2 separate regions of the Homo sapiens genome follow, and region 1 is linked to region 2. Evidence: chromatin loops called from intact Hi-C (ENCODE). Cell type or tissue: heart left ventricle. All regions are shown on one strand. Each heading gives the region's core, and the rest is flanking DNA. Links, peaks and the distances in the headings are about the cores only.

What was found. Hi-C counts contacts between places; a loop is a spot of excess contacts. Peaks named below come from ENCODE experiments on the same cell type or tissue, not always from the same donor. Only the 100,000 strongest peaks of a DNase experiment are listed, where the experiment ranks them.
Region 1: a loop joins it to region 2, with 2.4 times the contacts of the local background. A loop is called at or near these places in 11 of 110 quality-filtered maps.

What each region holds. Positions count from the first base shown.
Region 1 is chr16:84,671,401-84,674,300 of GRCh38, forward strand. No RefSeq gene overlaps it. Among named protein-coding and RNA genes, the nearest start is that of KLHL36, 24 kb to the left of the region's middle. RefSeq lists an enhancer at 1,079-1,580. In heart left ventricle, for the core only: no CTCF peak of the experiment used is centred there; a DNase peak (open chromatin) is centred at 1,121.
Region 2 is chr16:84,968,809-84,971,710 of GRCh38, forward strand. No RefSeq gene overlaps it. Among named protein-coding and RNA genes, the nearest start is that of ZDHHC7, 41 kb to the right of the region's middle. In heart left ventricle, for the core only: CTCF peaks have their summits at 1,920 (motif pointing left) and 2,136; a DNase peak (open chromatin) is centred at 1,903.

The DNA.
Region 1 (2,900 bases), core at 1-2,500, 300 kb before region 2:
TCTCATGCCTCAGCCTCCCGAGTAGCTGGGATTACAGGCACCGGACACCACACCTGGCTAATTTTTGTATTTTTAGTAGAGACGGGGTTTCACCATGTTGGCCAGGATGGTCTCGAACTCCTGATCTCAAGTGATCCACCCCCTTGGCCTCCCAAAGTGCTGGACAGGCGTGAGCCATAGTGCCTGGCCTACATTGTATACTTTCAATGTATACAAGTCAGTGGATTTTAGTACATTAGTTTGTGAATCTCAAACTACAACTTTTTTTAAAAAGCTCTGCAGGGGAAGGATGTGCAGCAAGTTAGAGGAGCAAAGTGCTGAAAATGTGAGAAATGGGAGCTGGCGCATCACAGAAGGCTGTGAGCTCGGGAAGGAGGTGATCTGATTCGTTTTCAAAGGAGAGCTTCGGCAGCTGCTGGGTGTGTGTTTGTGTGTGTCCAAGTCTATGAATTTTAACAAATAACCAATTATTCACAAAAATCAAAGCCCATTAATGGATGCATGGATAAACACAATCTGGTCTGTCCCTGCAACGGACTATTATCCAGTCCGTAATACAGAATTAAATTCTGATCCACGCTACAACATGGATGAACCTTGGAAACGTGATGCTGAGTGAAAGAAGCCAGACACAAAAGGCCACATGTTGTATGATTCCATTTCTGTGAAATGTCCAGAATTCGTCAGAATAGGCAAATTCATAGAGACAAAGTAGATTCGTGGATGCTTAGGGCTGGGGTGGGGACGAGGAAGGATGGGGAGCAACAGCTCAAGGGCACGGTATTTATCTTTGTGGTGATGAAAATGTTCTAAAACTGGGTGATGGTCGCACGCATCTGTGACTGTACAAAAAATGGAATCGTACACTTTGAATGGGTGAAATGTATGGTATGTGAATGATATCTCAAGTTGTTTAAAATATTAGAGCAATATTTCCCTCCATTCTCGGAGTTCTGTGTATTGGTCTCCTAGACAGTACAGGTTGAGAGGCAGAATTCAACCTCCCTGCTTAGATTCTAAAACGGGTTAAAACGGTGAGACTAGAGGCAACATTCATCTCAAGTCTGCGTGAGAGCAGAGCTCAGGGCATCCTCCAGGGGGCGCGCTAGAGCAGCAGTCCTGAAAATGCGGTCCCTAGACCAGCAGCGGCCGTGACAGTGGGAACTTAGCAATGCAAACTGCCAGGTCCACCCCCAGACCAGCTGAATCAGCCACTCCTGGGCTGGGGGCCTGCCAATGCGTGTGTTTACAATGTTTACAAGCCCTCCCAGTGATTCTTTTTTTTTTTTTTTTTTTTGAGACGGAGTCTTGCCCTGTTGCCCAGGCTGGAGTGCGGTGGCGTGATTTCTGCTCCCTGCAACCTCCACCTCCACCTCCCAGGTTCAAGCGATTCTCCTGCTTCAGCCTTCCAAGTAGCTGGGATTACAGGCGTGCGCCACCGCGCCCAGCCAATTTTTGTATTTTTAGTAGAGACGTGGAGGGGAGGGGTGGGTGAGGTGGGATTCACCAAGTTGGCCAGGCTGGTCTTGAACTCCTGACCTCAAGTGATCCACCCACCTTGGCCTCCCAGAGTGCTGGGATTACAGGCGCGAGCCACCGTGCCTGGCCCTCTCCTGGTGATTCTGATGCCTGCTCAAGTCGGAGAACCACTGTTCTCCAAAGGTATCTGTCTCCATTCTCCACCCACAGACCTACCTAAGCTATGAGTCCCTGCCCATAGCCAACAGCTGTGCCTGGCTTGCTCCGGCCGAAACCTGAACCAAGGGGCAGCTTTCAGATTAAGCACAGCCGGGTCTGAATCTTCTGCCTTGGGAAGTCTGGGAAAGGCCTTGGAGTCAGCCTCTGCAGGGGCATGCACCTGTTGCCTCCCTGAGAAAGTCACCTCCTCTGTGCCCTTCCTGTTGATGGCAGCAGGAAGGCTGTGGCATGGCCCAACCCTTTAACTGGTGTCCAGCATCCGCTGGCTGTGTGCTCAGAGCATGCTCAGAGCCTCATGCTCTGTTCGGATGGGATCCTTTTACCAGGTATGCTGCAATAGTGTGATTCATCCCCCCAGGGGCCCCAGCCCCACTCTTGCAGGCATCTAAAGGTGCTAAAAATACATAACTCCTAAGTGCGGTTCTGTATTTCTGACTGTACCAGTGTTGTGGGCCTTTTTATGCTCCAAGCTGAAATTCAAGAGGCCTGGATTCCAATATAAGGCCCATGATTAATGGGCCTCCAGCAAGGCCTCACTCAGCATCTCCTGTATTTAGATGGGGCCTAAAGCATGTCTCTGTGATGTGGACCAAGCACGGGGCTATAAGTCAGGGAGTGTGAGTTGCAGCCTTGGCTCTGTCACGTGCACCTGGGCCAGGGCTTCATCTTGTTCAATTTCAGTTCCTCACACTATGGGATAAGATGGTTGGAGATTAGCGCTCCTCTGGGTGTGATCTGCAGAGCCCTGGTCTGCCTAAAGGACCTGCCTGAGGTCCTTTAAGCAGCTGCCTAAAGGAGTTTGTGGTCAGGAAACATTTGGGGAGCTCTGGAGATACATTCCCCCTCTGGGAGACTCAACATTAGAGAACACGTTCATATTTCTTTTATTTTCTTTTTTCTTTCTTTTTCAGATGGAGTCCTGCTCTGTCACCCAGGTTAGAGTGCACTGCAACCTCCACCTCCTGGGTTCAAGTGATTCTCCTGCCTCAACCTCCCGAGTAGCTGGGACTATAGGCGCCTGCCACCATGCCAGGCTAATTTTTGTATTTTTAGTAGAGACGAGATTTCACCATGTTGGCCAGGCTGGTCTCAAACTCCCGACCTCAAGTGATCGGCCCTCCTCGGCCTCCCAAAGTGCTGGGATTACAGGTGTGAGCCACGGAGCCCAGCCCAAGGCCTGGCTTTTGATTTTGCAGATCTAA
Region 2 (2,902 bases), core at 403-2,902:
TTTTGTTTGGTTGGTTATGTTCTTGTTTGCTTTTTTTTCTTTTTTTCTTTTTTGAGATGGACTCTCGCTCTGTTGCCCAGGCTGGAGTGCAGTGGTGCAATCTTGGCTCACTGCAACCTCCGTCTCCCGGGTTCAAGCGATTCTCCTGCCTCAGCCTCCCGAGTAGCTGGGACTACAGGCGCCCGCCACCACGCCCGGCTAATTTTTTTTTTTTTTTTTTTTTTTAGTACTTTTAATAGAGACGGGATTTCACCATATTGGCCAGGCTGGTCTCGAACTCTTGAGCTTGTGATCCACCCGCCTCTGCCTCCCAAAGTGCTGGGATTATAGGCATGAGCCACTGCGCCCGGCCATCCTTACTATTTCTTGAGCACCTACTATGTGCCAAGCATCCTCCTGCCCTTCAGGATTCATTATTGCTGATCCTCCCAGCAGCTACACGAGGCAGAAGTTGTTGTCATTTTACATACAAGGAAACTGAGATGCAGAGGCAGGAGGTGACCCACTCCGGGCCTCGCAGCTGACGAGGCTGGTGCTGGGATCCTGAATAGCCGGCAGATGACCAGATTTGGTGGTTTCTGGTTGCATTGAGCTTGAAAAGCCTGTTCCCCTCCACCCAGGGAATCCCCTACTCTTTCCAATGCTGGGTGCGAAAGCTGTGATTTTCAACTTGGAGCATGTTGCTAAAATACAGATCACTGGGTGGACATCAGAGTTTCTGACTGGGGAGGTCTGGGGTGGGGCTGAGAATTTCCATTTCTAACAAGTTCCTAGTGATGCCGGTGTTCCCGGTCCGGGGAGGGGAATGCACTTTGAAAACCACTGTCCTAAATAAAACAAGTTCATTCATATTAAGGTTTGGGGGACTGAGAACAGCTTCAGTATGAGCCTTCCCCCAGTTAGATGTGATGCTGTAGTGGGGAAGTTACAGGCTGAGGGTGGGAAAGGAAGGGACATGTTTTGTTTTGTTTTGAGACAGAGTCTCACTCTGTCGCCCAGGCTGGAGTGCAGTGGGGTGATAGCTCACTGCAACCTTTGCGTCCTGGGTTCAAGCAATTCTCCTGCCTCAGCCTCCAGAGTAGCTGGGATTACAGGCGTGCACTACCATGCCTGCCTCATTTTTGCATTTTTAGTAGGAACGGGGTTTCCCCATGTTGGTCAGGCTAGTCTCGAACTCCTTACCTCAGGTGATCCGTCCGCCTCAGCCTCCCAAAGTGCTGGGATTACAGGCATGAGCCACTGTGCAGAAGGGACATGTTGAGGGAGGGAAACTGCAAAAAACCCAGCCCTTTCCTGCCCCAGGGCCTTTGCACATCTGGTAACCGCAGCTGCAACCCCTCACCTCCCTCCAGGGCCCTTTCCTGACAACTCATCCTCCACAATATCCACCCTGATAGGGGATATCTCCTTTTCTCAATGCTGATAGCAGAAATCACAGTCTACAAATTGCATATTTAATTTCTTGTATTAGTGTCTTTTTTTCTTGAGTCTCACTCTGTTCACCCAGGCTGGAGAGCGGTGGCACGATCTTGTCTCACTGCAACCTCCGCCTCCCGGGTTCAAGTGATTCCCCTGCCTCAGCCTCCCGAGTATCTGGAATTAAAAACGTGAGTCACCATGTCCCTCTCATTTTTTTGTTTTTAGTAGAGACGGGGTTTTGCCATGTTGGCCAGGCTGGTCTCAAACTCCTGACCTCAAGTAATCCACCTGCCTTGGATTCCCAAAGTGCTGGGAGCACAGGTGTGAGCCACTGCACCCAGCTAATTAGAGTCTACTGAGGGCAGACGCCTTGCTGGCACACGGTAGGTGCTCTGTAAATATCTGTGGACCTACTGAGCAGATGGGCCAGCGATGGGTGAACTTCCCGCGGCCTGAGCAGTGTGTGGGTATTTGCTGTCTCGTGGCGCCCCCTGGTGGCCGTCATGCAGCACACGCTGAGGGGCCAACCCGTTTTCTCCCTGCAGGATAAGTCCCTCACCTGGCACCCACTTCCCATGTGGCCACCATCGGTGACGTGGGCAGATCCACAAAGTGGCAGCTTTTGGCCCCCATGGAGTTCTGTGCTTCTGGATGATCAGGTGAGTTGGAGGAAAGTCCCTGTTAGAGTTTCTCACATCATTAGTAATGGCACCATGATTAAAGAGCTAGTGCTGATCATGTTAAACATAATACGATCCTTGTTTGCTGCCTATGGGCCCCGAGCAACCTCTCTCAGCCTCAGTTTTTCCCCATCTATGAGATGGTGATGATTGCAAGAGTTAAGGGAAACGGTGCGTGTTAAATCAGCACAGGACAGGCAGGTTTTCCATAAAGAAGCGCTGTCGTATTTGGGGGAAATTTTCTCCTGAGCATGGGCTGATGACACCGTGAGAGGTCAGCCCTGTTACTCACCCAGCTGGGCATGTCAGAAAGCTTCTTGGCCTCCATTTCCCCACCTGTGAAATGACCACCTTGGCCACACTGCCTCCCAGGGATGTGGGGGGAGCACCAAGGAACACCAGAGCTTGACAGCTGGTTCCCAGATACGAAGGATGGGGAAAGAATTTTCTGTAGGAGGAGGTCAGACTCCTAGGTACCACCCCCCAGACCCCAAAGGAGAGGGGCAGCTATTCCTGGAAGATCACGGGGTCAAGGACAGCAGGCACTACTCGGGGCAGAAAAGGAGAGAGGAGCTGGTCTATTTACTGCCCAGCGAAGCTTCTGGGCCCTTCTCTACCGAGTCCCAGCAGCCAGTCTTCCAGTCAGGAGATGGGGGCCGCCTCATGGAAAAGCTGGCTCCCTACACAGCCCTGCCAGGCAGTGGGCTGGTGTCTCACGCAGAACATGGAGGAGGGCTTCTAATAGGAAAGCCAGAGAGCACGCAGAGGAGAGAATGCGGAGTGGGGAGCCTGGGAGTACACCA